Regions from separate parts of the Mus musculus genome. Here region 2 is linked to region 1. A link is a contact called in ENCODE Hi-C or POLR2A ChIA-PET data. All regions are on one chromosome and are shown on one strand. The core of a region is the stretch at or near the end of the contact, and the rest is flanking DNA. Distances in the headings are between cores, read along the strand shown.

Region 1 (6,480 bases), core at 2,274-4,773:
TTCCAGCTCCTCTTCCCACAAGGGAAAATCCATAAACTTCAGAATTCCCAGACCTGCTTTTGGTCACTGGGCTCTGCAAGTTAGGACTGGATTTTGCTGTTCACTGGCCTTTTCTGTGAGCCCCTGATGCCTTCCAAGAATGTTCCTGATTGAACCAGTCAGAGAAAGGGTTGTGGAGCCTGGATCCTGCCCCGGCTTCTTTCCAGATGGAATATCTGTTATCTACCATCAGTCCTGAGTCAGAGAAAATATGTATGAGAGCATCTCACGGTGATTTTTACCCGCTGTTAGAAGCCACCTCGTATACTATGTTGAACGCTCTGGGCCCGCACCAGGCAGAACTAGGAAGAATTTGACGATATATTAGCAATGCCTAGCATGGGCAAGGAAAGAGGTACACTGTCCCTGTGCCCTGTGGACAAAGTTCCAGGACTGCAGGATTGGGTTGACACTTCTAGAGAGCGAAAAGAAGGCCCGGTACCCACCTCCTGTATCACTCAGTGGTGACATTACAGAGATTCACATCAGACTTCTACTGAGCTTTGTCGCTCAAATCCAAGTCATCACCGGGCTTTCGTATTTTGCGGTTTCTCTCTCCTGAACCATCAGCGGGACCAGTTATTTAGTTGTATAGTTTGGAAGGTGTTTCTAATGGGACGTGAAAGATGGGCTGGCGAATGTGGGCTGCAGCAGAGGTGACACGGTGGAGAGAGCATTTGGGACCTTTCCGGCTTTACCCACCACCCTGATCCTTGGGAGTGGCGTTTGGTCCATCTCAGGCAAAGGGAGCTGCTAATGCATTTCACAGCCCCTCTACCAGCTCCCTTCAAACCAAGTCGCTTAAACTAGAAGTGTAGCTCAGTGGGTAGAGTGCTTGCCTCCACGGTTCAATCCTCAGCATCACATAAGCCAGACCTGATAGAACATGTCTGTAAGAACATGTCTGTAATCCCTGAGAGGCAGAGGCAAGAGGATCAGGAATTTAAGGTCAGTATGAAATCCTGCTGGGGGGGGGGGGGGGAGAGGAGAAAGAGAGAGAGAGAGAGAGAGAGAGAGAGAGAGAGAGAGCACCCGTGGGTTAAGAGAGTGACTGTGTGTGAAGAATTAAGCTCCCAGAGCCCACGCTGGGCCACTCGCACTGTCCTGTAACTCCCCAGTCAGAGCCCCAGTGTCCTCTTTTGACCTCCGCAGGCACCACATTCATGGGCACATACCTGCACACAGACTCGCGTGCATGCACATAATTAAAAAGAAACCTTTAAGAAAAAAACAAAAAACAAAAAACAAAACAAGCAGGTTGCCACCCCAAGGTTCTCCAGGTGCAGGCAGAAGGCACACTTGCAGAAGTGTCTAGAATCTGGAGAATGCTGCTGCCCATGGGAAGCAGCAAGAGATGCTAAGGCAGAACTTGACATTTCCGGCTGAGTAAGCTGAAGGTGTGTGTGTGAGGGTGAAAATTATTAATATGAGGTTACCTTAATAGCTTTGTTTCCTGTTGCTACTGTGTGATGCATGAACCTTATGGACAGTGGTGGCACACCCTTTAATCCCAGCACTTGGGAGGCAGAGAGACAATTGGATCTCCATGAGTTTGAAGCCAACCTGGTGGGCAGAGCAAGTTTCAGAACAGCCAGGGCTACCTAAAGAAACCTTGTCTCAAAAGCAAAAACAAAGATATCCAAGAGAGATACTCACTGAGATACCAGTTCAATGCAAAGGTCAGAATGGTTACTAACCTGTGCAGACGGGAGTGTGGAGATGTAAGCGCTCTCCTACGTTGCCGAGAGTAGTGCTAAGTTCTCTAAATAGGTCTACATGTTCATACACTGAACTACTCATTCCCCTTACACCTAGAAACATGTCCCATGATCCCTGTATCCACACAAGGGCCGGTGATGAGTGTTCATGGAAGCCAGGTATATTCATTACAGAGGAGGAGCAAGAACGCGCTGACTTGTCACAAACTGTGAGCCTGAAGTGAAGTGTGGTACTCTGACATCTTGGACACCAGGTAGCTGTCAGCCTCAACCTGGCAACTGGGTAAGAAGCAGATATGGACCCAGTTCTCTCCTGTGTGGTGAGGAGACCAAGGCAAGGGCCATAAGTGAAGCTGAGGGAACAGAGCTGAAGGTTAAGGGCCGGAGCCAGAACATGGGCTCTACACCCAGAGGGCTGAGGCAGCTGGCCTCAACTGGGAAAAAGATGTGCTGTGGGCGAGGGTGACCAAGTGTGGGCCACAGGGAGAGCTGGTGTGAGAGGTGTCAGCCATAGGGCAAGAGTGGGGTCAGGCCCATGTGCACTTTCTCCATCTCTTTTCATGATCAGGCACTGAGTGCAGAAATTGCTCAGGTCCAGCAGCCCAAGGTCAAGGCCAGGCGAAGGCAGTTTAACCCAGAGACCTGCAGGCTACTCAGTGAGGGCATAAGATCAGGCTCAGCATTGGCTTTGGTGGGTTCAGTTATTCATTCCTTTGGGAAACAGGATCTCACGATCTGCCTCTGAACTTGAGTTCTTTGTGCCCTCCGTACCGTGTGCCACCACACCCGACTGGCCTTTTCATCTTAAGCCTAGGGCTTTGCGCCAAGTGTTCCCATGGTCTATGCCATCAGGCTGTCCATGCCCGGTGTTCAGAGGACAGAGTTTCCCCTGCTCCTTTGAGAAGGAGCATGGAGCTGCCAGAAAGATGTGCAAGGCTGCATGTCCAGGTCTCCAGTCTGACCTCAGGCCCACATCCACCAATCACAGCATATACCGCTTTCCAGCCATCTAGGAATAGAGCCAATAATCCTAACAAGTCAGGACAGGCTAAAAATCCCCACCCCCACCCCCTCCACTCCTGCCTAGCATCAGTGGTGTGTGGCCAGCCAGTTGGTACCAGGCCAACTGTGAGTGTCTCTTCCCACCTCTCACAGTGACTCACCATAGTACCTCAAAACCAACTGTGGTGGGACTATTCACACCACAGATACCACAAATGCTACACAACAGACTCTGGTGCGTAGAAAGCAGTAGTAAGGGTTTTGATTAGAGCACCCACCAAGTGGGACGTCTCCCCCAGAAAACACTTGAGCTGTTAGAGCTTCCAAGATCGGCTCACTCTAGCCCTGGTTTTGCTCGTAAATAAAGATAACTAAAATTGATGAGTCCATGTGCAGTCCCTTCTCCACTCAGACAGGAACTTGCTACGTCACACAGGCTGTGCTGGAGCCTCTAGGCTCAACTGACCTACTTCAGCATCTTAGTAGCTGAGGGAAAACAGTGATGTCACTTTCTATCTATCTATATATGTTTAAATGTTTATTCACTGGAGAGGGGTACATGGAGGTCAAAGGACAACTTGTGGGAGTCATTTCCATCCCTCTACCAGGCAGATTCCTGAGATCTAAAGTCATCGGGACTTGGCGGCAGATAGTTTTAACTGCCGGGCCGTCTCACAAATCCACTTCCTAATTTTCTTAAGTGTCCAGCAGCCACTTGGTCCTCTCTGTTGTGACTGCCACACCATCGAGGTGGTTGATCTCTGTCGGTGAGGACAGGTCCCGAGAAATAAGGTTCCTCCCAGATCCACCCTTTGTTAGTGGTGTCAGCTGGGACACCTGCTTTGCTGAGCACCTTGATGGGGCCTTTGTTTTTAGAGGAACGTCTGCATCTGCTTTGGTTTTGTGCTTGTTTTTCCTCCTCTAGGAGACCTTCTGGGCCAGGCCTTGTCTTTAGATTGATAGAGCTAAGCACCCCTGGTTTATATGGGAGGTGACTGAGAACAGAGATGTTGGATGGAGCCCGAGACCCTGGTGCTCTGCGGATCCACTGGAGAGCTAGCTTTCTAAATCAAACCTTAGCTCAACTTCTGGTAGGAGAAACAACCGGATTCTTTGGAACAGAGATACGAACAGCTAGAAGTCGCTTGGGACAAGGTGGAGTGTGCACCAGAGCTTCCAAAATATTCGTTGGCTAAACCTTGGTCTGAATGAAAAGGGGGGGGGGGGAAGAACTTGGTTTTTAAAGACAGGGTTTCTGTATGCAGCTCTAGCTGTCCTGTTGCTCTATAGTCCAGGCTGGCCTGGAACTCAGAAATCCACCTGCCTCTGCCTCCCAAGTGCTGGGATTAAAGGCGTGTGCCAGCCACAACAATCCAGCCTTTTTGTTGTTGCTGGTTTTAAAGCAGTAAAAGAATCTGTTTATTTTTTTAAGACTCATGTTTTATTCATGCATGAATATGTATCTCTTCCTCCCTACCCTGTGTGTGTGTTTGTGTGTGTGTGTGTGTGTGTGTGTGTGTGTGCCTGCCTGCCTGTCTGTCCATCCGGCCATCCCAGTGTCCAGGAGTAAGGGTCAGATGCCCTGGCATTGGAGTTTAGGTGGTTGTGAGCTGCCTGAAGTGTGTGGTGATATCTGAGCGCACGTCCTCCGGAAAAGCAGAACGCTGTCTATCTGCTGAACCATCTCTCCAGCCCCCAAAGTATGATTTTTTTAAAAAGAACTTTTCCACAGAAAATTATCTATTGTATTAAGTCCAGAAGTAGCTTATTATAGATCCCTATGGACTTGCAAATTGAATTTATTTCGGAGGATTCGCCTATCCAGCAGCCTCAGGAAGGAACATGGCCTTCATCGACAGTGAGGTGGAACAAAGAGGTTGTGTTTGGGATTTAGTGCTGTCCAGTGCATTGATGCAAACGCTTAGAGCCACTCGCTTTATAAAGAAAATTAGGGACGCAAGTAAGAGTCAAAATAAAATGTTTTCTTTTTCTTTCATTGCTCTCTAAAGTGATTTCAGAAATTTAAGTAGTTTCCCCCCACCCCTACCCCAATCTGGGGAGGTATTTTGTCTTTATGCTACTAAGACTGGTTGGTGTATTTTCCTCTTTTTTAAACATTTATTATGTATCTAGCGTTCTGCCTGCATGTATGCCTGAAGGCCAGAAGAGGGCGCCAGATCTCATTACAGATGGTTTTTAAGAACTGAACTCAGGACCTCAGGAAAAGCAGTCAGTTCTCTTAACCTCTGAGCCATCTCTCTAGCCTGTATTTTCTTCTTTAAAATATTTATTCTGTGTTATGTGTATTAGGTATGTACGTGAGTCCTCAGACATCAGAGAGGGGGTAGGAACTGGATTTACAGATGGTTGTGTGCCACCTTGTGGGTGCCAGGACCTGAAGATGCGTCCTCTGCAGAAGACGGGTGCTTTTAACCACTGAGGCATCTCTCCAGCTCCCAGAGAGCTGGTGCATTTATAGACATAGAGTGATCTATGTGTGTTTCTGGGGGAGATAGGGGACCATGCTCCCCCACCCCATGTGGTGGGGGAGAGGTGACCTTACTGATTGATTCAGGCTCCAGGTGCTGGAATTACAGGTGTGAGTCACCATCCCTTACTAGATATAGGGTCTTAAACAGACTTCTAGGAATCAGCAGAGTTGGGCACACATACTCTGTGCTGTTCCTCTGAATCCTCGCAGTACTAAAGGAGTTATTCAGTAAAGTCCAGTCACTCAAGTTGAATAAATTGGACAATGGTGGTGCACACTTTTAATGCCAGCATTTGGGAAACATAGACACTGCCTCAAAAAAAGAGAAGAAAATGAAACAGGCTCCCTTCCATATGGACCATATGTCCAAAGGGTACTGTGATAGACTGGCCAACCCCATTATAGAAGTGGGCCTACCACATTTGTCAGAACAAAGTGGGTTAGGATTTCAGTACTTGGTGATTGCTGTCATGGGTTGAATGTGGAAAGTCCCCCTACAGACTATGTTTGAACACTTGGGCTCCAGCTGGTGATGCTGTTTGGAGAGAATGAGAAATGTTTAAGACGAGGTGTCTACCTAGTAGACTCATCGCTGCAGGGGGCATTGTAGGGTAAACGCACCTCTTGTTCCAGGCAGTACTCCGAGTCCTTCCTCTGGGAGATGTTAGGAGCTGTACCGCCTGCTGCTCAGAACTCTGACCTGCCTTCCCCACCCATGGTGAACTGAAACACCCCTGTAACTATAAGCCCAAATAAATCCCTTCCGTGTTACAGACATGGGCATCATAGTTAAACAGGCATGACCCCTGCGGAGGCCAGAGGACAAAGGATACAGACAATAACCGTTCCATCGTGAGAATGCTTTGAGTCTGGGCTCTGAGCAAAGCTAGTTTCTCACAAGCAGAAGATGCAAACATGCGGACCAGCAGAACAAAATAAGACCCTACAGCCCAGCAAGAAGTTAAAGTGAGCTGGTGTTGGGAGACAGCAAGGAAGGAAGCCTGAGGATTGGTGGGCCTGGCTTGTTGGTTTTTTTTATCCCTGAATCACTGAATACAACCAGTTAGGCTCTTAGGAAAGGGTGACTAACTGGTGTTTTTTCAGTGGTACAGGTGCAGTGCAGTGAGGAACACTTAGCTTATCCACAGAGGACAAGCATCCATTGTTCCACACCGTCTGCTTGTCCCCTGTGGAGGCAAGAGGTGACCATTGTGGAGTTGGTTCCCTTCT
Region 2 (6,340 bases), core at 972-3,471, 52 kb before region 1:
TGAACTCGGGTCCTCTGGGAGAGCAGCAAACACACTTAATTGCTCTACAATCTCCCCGGCCCTAGAATGTTCCACATTTTGATCTGGTGGTGTTGACATTAGTTTATATATGCACAAAAATCGATTAAGCTCTACAATTAAGCTGTGTGTACTTGAGCCCCATCTGAGGGCATAGGCTAGGAATTCTAACTACCCAGGAGGCGGAGGCAGGAAAATTGAAACTCCAAGGCATGCCTGTGCTACACAGTGAATTAAAAATAAAACAGACCTGGAATACAGCCGAATGCTTTCTTACTATACATGAGACCCTGAGGTCAGTCCCAGTTCTGCAAAACCAAGTGCATTTGCCAGGCATGGTGGCGCAAGCCTTCAATCCTGGCACTCAGGAGGCAAGGTAGGCAGATCTCTATGAGTTTGAGGTCTTCACTGGGTGGGGTGGGTATATGTTTTTTTCTTCATGTATATGAACATTGATGTACATAGAGAAACCAGATTTATGCCGTTTCACCCATATGAGACAGAGTCTCTTCGTTATTGCATTGCATTACAGCTAGCTAACACATCCCCAAGATTCTAGAGAGTCCCCCCCTCTCTACCTCCCATCTCCTTGTAGGTGCGCACTGGGATTCCAGGTGTCTGCAGTACTGTGCCAGGCTTTTACAAGGGTTCTGAGGAGCATCAGGTTGTCTGACGTACATGGCAAGTGCACTTACTCACTGAGCCATCTCCTGATCCCTTAAAACGAATGCGCACTTTATATATGCCATATCTTAGGAAATAAAAATGAAGAAAATGTATTGAAGAGGTCTATGAACAGAAATCCTTGGCCACACTTGAATAATACCGCTCTTAACAAACTTGGCGATTGCAATCCCATGACCCTAGGTCCTAAAATTCTGGCTTGGTTAAAGCCTGGGCATTTAAAATAGAGTCACCAGCTGACGGAAATGGCTCATCGGGTAAAGATGCCTGCTGTCAACTCTCACAAGTTGTTCTCTGACCTCCATGTGTGCTCTATGGCATGTGTGACCAATACACATCACACGCACTAAATGAGCAGATAAACAAATAAATGCAACAGAGTGCTAAGACAGAGTCACCTATGGCGAGATGAAACAACCGCAAGCCTCTTTTCATTTATACAGTCCAGAGACAAATTTCTAAAGCCTTTCTCTCTATTCGCCCAAAGTCTCCCCACTGTTCTACTGCTGAATGAGATTGTCGGGGTCTCAAAGTCAATCTTGAGGTCACACACGGAGCTTTGAGTTGTTTCCCCCACTACTTACCAGCACTGAGACATTCTAGAAAATCCTTGGCATCTCCGAGGTTCATTTTCTTCATCTATGGATTGGGTGACTAGCTACTTTATTTTCTACTTCCTTTGTGCAGTGTATGTACAGTGTGTGTGTAGACCTGGGGTCGGCATCAGGTGTGTTCTCCAGTGGCTTCTGCCTTCTCTTTTGAGACAAGGTCTCTCCAAACCTTGAGCTCACCGATTGGCTAGACTCGCTAGCCCATGGGCCTTAGGGGGTGAATGTCACTCCCTTCCCAGCGCTGGAATTCCAGATGTGCAGTGCATGCCTGGTTTCTATGTGGGTGCTGGGGATCCGAACCCAGGTCCTCATGCTTGCAAATTGGCTGACACAAGCAATTCCTGTTTTCAGCTCCAAATTGGGTGAATAATTGAAGAACTTCCCTAACAACCATGCCTTAAAAGGCTCCATCCAGTGCCTAGCCCCTAGCAAGAGATGCTAAAGATGTGGTTGCTGATTGCCATGGTCACCACCATCACTAGTTGTGCCAGGTTTGCAGGAACTTGCAAGCCACAGGTCCTCACCAGAGGGGAGCCTGTGCCTCCGTGATTGCTCCAGCAAACAGTTCCCACATGCCCCAACCTTTCCTATGGTTGGGCAGGCTCCAGGATGCAGAGGCCCCTCTGACTTGGCTGGACCGTTTGGCTCAGAGCAGGAGTGTGGTCAGGTTGGCCAACAGTGTACCCACGTCGAAAGCAGCTGTGGTGAACATCTGGCTCTGATTATCTGGCTGGGAATGGCTGGGGGTGGGAGCTCTGTGATTTATAGATTGCCCCTTTGGCTGTAAATCCCATCTGTAATTGTGACTTCTCTGTCCCTAATTGTTTGCAGAGAAGAGAGGCGCTCAATGGCTTACAATCCCTGGCAGAGCCCACAGCCTTGCTTGGGGGGTGAGGTTTGTTGCTAGGATACAGCCGTCTTTGTTTTGGTCCCTGCTCAGCAGTGTTTTTAAGGCCCTGTATACATTTCTCTGTATTGTTAATGTAATTTGTTCAGGCAGTGAACAGCCAAGTTCAGCTGAAGGAATCCGATACTCATAACAGAAACACCAGAGGCCAGGTTTTTGTGGTCAAATTAGGGTTTTGAGGCCTCGAAGAGAATGAGATGTTGAGCTATGTGAGAGGGACAATCCCTCTTTCTCTTCTTGTACTAACGTTGGCCTGGGTTCAGCTTCCTCGAGGAGCTTGGCTTTGAGGGCACAGAGTCCACTACACTCAGGGCCATTAACAGAGACCTGCCCTTCTACCAGAAAGGGAATGCAGATTTTATTCAAAAGAGATGAAAGGAGGCTCTCTGAGAATAAGCTAGCCTCAGCCAACTAGTCTACCCAGCTCAGCCTCTCCTGGACCCTGGCTCCAGGCACCTAGATCAGCCCCTCCTCCACTCTGAAGAACTTGACTGCTGTGGAAATAATAGTCAAGTTCTGTCGGGAAGTTATGTGACTGTGCAAAATGCAATTTGCCCATTTCCGTGGCCCGTGAAGATCTAACAGCCCCTCGCCATCTGGGGACCCCATGTCCCGCTGTGCTTAAGGTTTTCGGAAACTATGGATTCCAAACAAATCCCAGTGAGCGAGCCAGCTAGTGAGTGAACCCGGTTCACATCCTACCCTCTCCATTTTGCCTCAGAGAGCAAAAGAACCTAAGACCAAACATTCCAGCCCACAGACATGCACCATGCCTTGTTTTGCTCATGGAATGCATATGGTGTTGTGAAGTTAATCAGCTCAACCCTATTAACACGCCCACACACACACTCAGTGTGCACACGTGCACCTATTCATGTTACAGTTGCTGCACACATCCTGCAGTTGTAAGGACAATGAGAGAAGGTTCCCACCCTCTATAGCTTAAAATGTCGGGGAAGATACTAGAGCACAAGCCCTTACTTTCACGCAAGGAGTGACTGACAGGGCAAAAGTAAACCTCACTTGAACATATCACCCAAGGAAAGACTAGTTCATGCAGCGAGATGCATTAACTAGTCATGCCAAAGGACGTCTTGTGGTAGAGGCCTCAATAGTGACATAAGATGTTTCACCAAGAGTTTCTGTTTGAAAAAAGAAACAACAGGGCTGGAGAGATGGCTCAGCGGTTAAGAGCACAGGCTGCTCTTGCAGAGGATCCAGGTTCAATTCCTAGTGTCTACCTGGCAGCTCAGAACCTCTGTAACTCCTGTTTCAGGAGCCCTGACACCTTCTGCCTCCCTCAGGTGCCAGGCGCATATGTGGTACCCAGACATATTAAACACTCATACACATTAAAAAAAAAGTTAAAATTCTAAAACAGAAACAGGGCCATATGAATGCAAAGGAAAACAATGATGATAAAAATTAAAGCTTGACATGACGCATGTGTTTGTAAGAATATTAGCTCATAAAAGATACTTCAATAGTGTCCTTGTTTTCAAGAATGGTTTGGCAGCACCTAGTAAATGTGCAGCCCTTAGGCCCCAGCAAGTCTTCTCTACATGAAGGATGTGAGTAAGAGTGTATCTTGTTGGGGGCTGGAGAGATGGCTCAGCGGTTAAGAGCACTGACTGCTCTTCCGAAGGTCCTGAGTTCAAATCCCAGCAACCACATGGTGGCTCACAACCATCCATAATGAGATCTGACACCCTCTTGTGATATGCCTGAAGACAGCTACAGTGTGCGTAGATATAATAATAAATGTTGCATTGCCTGCTGAAGCTTAAACCGTGGTCATCAGTATAATAACTTCACACATGCAGTCATAGAGCAGAATCAACCATGGCTACACATAATAACAGGCATGAGTTCTGGGGATCTGATGTTGGTTGGAAAGAGCCTTTCACAAACGCTTCAGCTCTCGGAGGGGGTTCAGTGTGTAGCTCAGTGCTAGAATTTCCTGCAGGGCCCCGGGTGCAGTTCACAACTCTCGGTAACAAACTTTCCAAGAGGATGATGATGATGATGATAATAATGATGATGACATCAGTCCTGTAGGAGAATTGCGTGTGCTTACAAGATGGAGGCTGGGTACTTAAAGGTGACGTCTTTATTAATGACGGTATCTACACTTGATTCAGATGAGACAGAAATATGTGTGGGAATATGAAGAGGCGAGACAGAGGGAGTGAAATCTGGGAGCATGTTAATCGTGGTGAGACTGGCTGAAGGTCAGAGTTCACAGTATTCCACTATTTTCTTGTACATTTGGAGCTTTTAGCATGGCAAGTTGAGGAAGACACTCAGTTGGAGTCTATGTACAGTTTGTGGGTAATGGGTTTGTAATTACAGGAACAAGCAGTGGCCTGATGAACAGTGCCTTGGAGACAGTAATTATGTCTGGGCAGTATGGGGAAAAGGCTGAGGACTCCAGTTAAGACGTTTTAGGTGATGGGGAAATGTCTTCATTCTAGATAATGGTACGTTAGCATGGCTAGTTATTTGCTCTGCATTTTGAATTTAAGCATACATAATTTTTACAAAAAGATGATATCCCATTCGTTTTTATAAATAAAAACCGTGTGTGTGTGTGTGTGTGTGTGTGTGTGTGTGTGTGCGTGTAGCCAGAGGACAAACTCTGGGTCATCCTTAGGGACACTGGCTACCCACTTTGAGACCAGGCCATCTTTGGCCTGGAGCTCACTAAATAGGCCAGGTTGCCTGGCCATGTGCCCCAGGACTCCACCTGCTTCAGCCTCACCAGTGCTGGGGTTGCAGACATACCACGCTTGGCATTTTGGTGCGAGTTTTGTAGGTAAAACTCAGAGCTGTGTAATTGCCAGACAAGTATCATCCACCAACCCTAAATTTAAAATAATTGCATTTTTTAAAAAATTATGGGCCAGATGTGGTTGCGCACAACTTTAATTATCAGCACTCTGTGGGCAGAGCAAGTGGATCTCTGTGTTCAAGATCAGCCTGGTCTACAGCATGAGTTCCGGTCCATCCAGAGCCACAGAGAGAACCTGTCTCACTGTTTGAAACAGGGTTTTGTCTTTGTTTTTGAATTAAAGGTTATCTTTAAGGGGTAGGGAGATAGCTTGGTGGGTAAAGTGCTTACTGCACTGCCGTGGGAACCAGAGTTCATCCAGAACCTACCTAAAAGCCAGAGGAGTGCAGCAGCCCAGCCTAGGTCCCGTTCCATAGGCGGCATAGACAAGGGATCTCTGGAACACGCTAGCTAGCTAGACTAGCGGAAACGGTGAGCTCTGCATTTAGCTGGGGTACCTCGCCTTGCTATGTAAGGTAGAGAGCAGTGGAGAGAACCACCCGAGTGGGCACATTCACACCACACCACACATCTACACATGCAAAAAAGGGTAGTCTTAGAAAGAATGTTGGCAGGTTTTTGTGGTATACCTGTAATCTCAGATACATGAGAGGCTGAAAAAAGAAATGAGGACTAGGGATGTCGCTTAGTGATCACATGTTCCTAGCATGTTCAGTGCCATGGGTTCAGTTCTCTGAAAACACACATGCACGAGCGCATTATGCACCCACGAGCAGAGTGTGAAGTGTTAGATGTTTCTTCAATAGATTCCGGCCAATCACTTGTGAGGGGAGTCTGTCAATCTCTGGACCTTGCCTGTGTAAAACAGAGGTCCGCTCCGGGTCCCCTGTGGAGAACAGCACTCAGCCGTACTGCTGTGGATGTTGTTTGACTCTGCCCAGAGCAGAGCCCAGAGTCAGGTGTCTGGTGTGGTTGATCGATCTCTGCTCTGGGTTTGCATCTGTCCAGCCAAGAGAAGGCAGGATGTCACAGCTCAGCTTCGAGTTCCCAAGGACTTGCATTAGGCTGGAAATCAATGACCTGTGCAAGACCAAGATGTACAGACACAGAGAGAGATCTGTCAATCCCTAGCGGAGTAGAGAGTAAGAATTAAAAGACACCTCAACCCCTTAAAGTGTCTCCGTGAGCTGACTTGATGAGGAGGCAGTGAGTGCTAACTCTGAGCTGTTATCTGCATTTTGAGTGTCGAAGGAAAGTGATTGCATTGTCGGTACACAAACAGATTTCTCAAGCTGGAAGGAAGGAGGGTTTGAAACTGAGAAAAGAATC

The links. A loop is a pair of places that touch in the nucleus more often than their neighbours do. ChIA-PET counts read pairs that join two places held with the same protein, here RNA polymerase II (POLR2A).
Region 2: a loop to region 1 is called in a map of left cerebral cortex, with 2.0 times the contacts of the local background. The contact joins two enhancer-like sites. A Hi-C loop is called at or near these places in 1 of 37 maps with a recorded cell type or tissue (left cerebral cortex). POLR2A ChIA-PET finds 5 or more read pairs at or near these places in 2 of 5 experiments (both embryonic stem cell).

Annotation. Positions count from the first base shown.
Region 1 is chr6:72,656,657-72,663,136 of GRCm38, reverse strand. All of the region lies in intron 3 of Tcf7l1 (transcription factor 7 like 1 (T cell specific, HMG box)), which reads left to right. All of the region lies in intron 1 of Gm31391 (a long non-coding RNA gene), which reads right to left. Among named protein-coding and RNA genes, the nearest start is that of Gm31391, 4.6 kb to the right of the region's middle. Within about 2 kb of position 3,523, at least 1 of the 3 ENCODE cell types and tissues checked has a DNase peak (open chromatin) inside an H3K27ac peak, as active enhancers do.
Region 2 is chr6:72,707,580-72,713,919 of GRCm38, reverse strand. All of the region lies in intron 3 of Tcf7l1 (transcription factor 7 like 1 (T cell specific, HMG box)), which reads left to right. Among named protein-coding and RNA genes, the nearest start is that of Gm31249, 29 kb to the left of the region's middle. RefSeq lists an enhancer at 968-3,741. Within about 2 kb of position 2,221, at least 1 of the 3 ENCODE cell types and tissues checked has a DNase peak (open chromatin) inside an H3K27ac peak, as active enhancers do.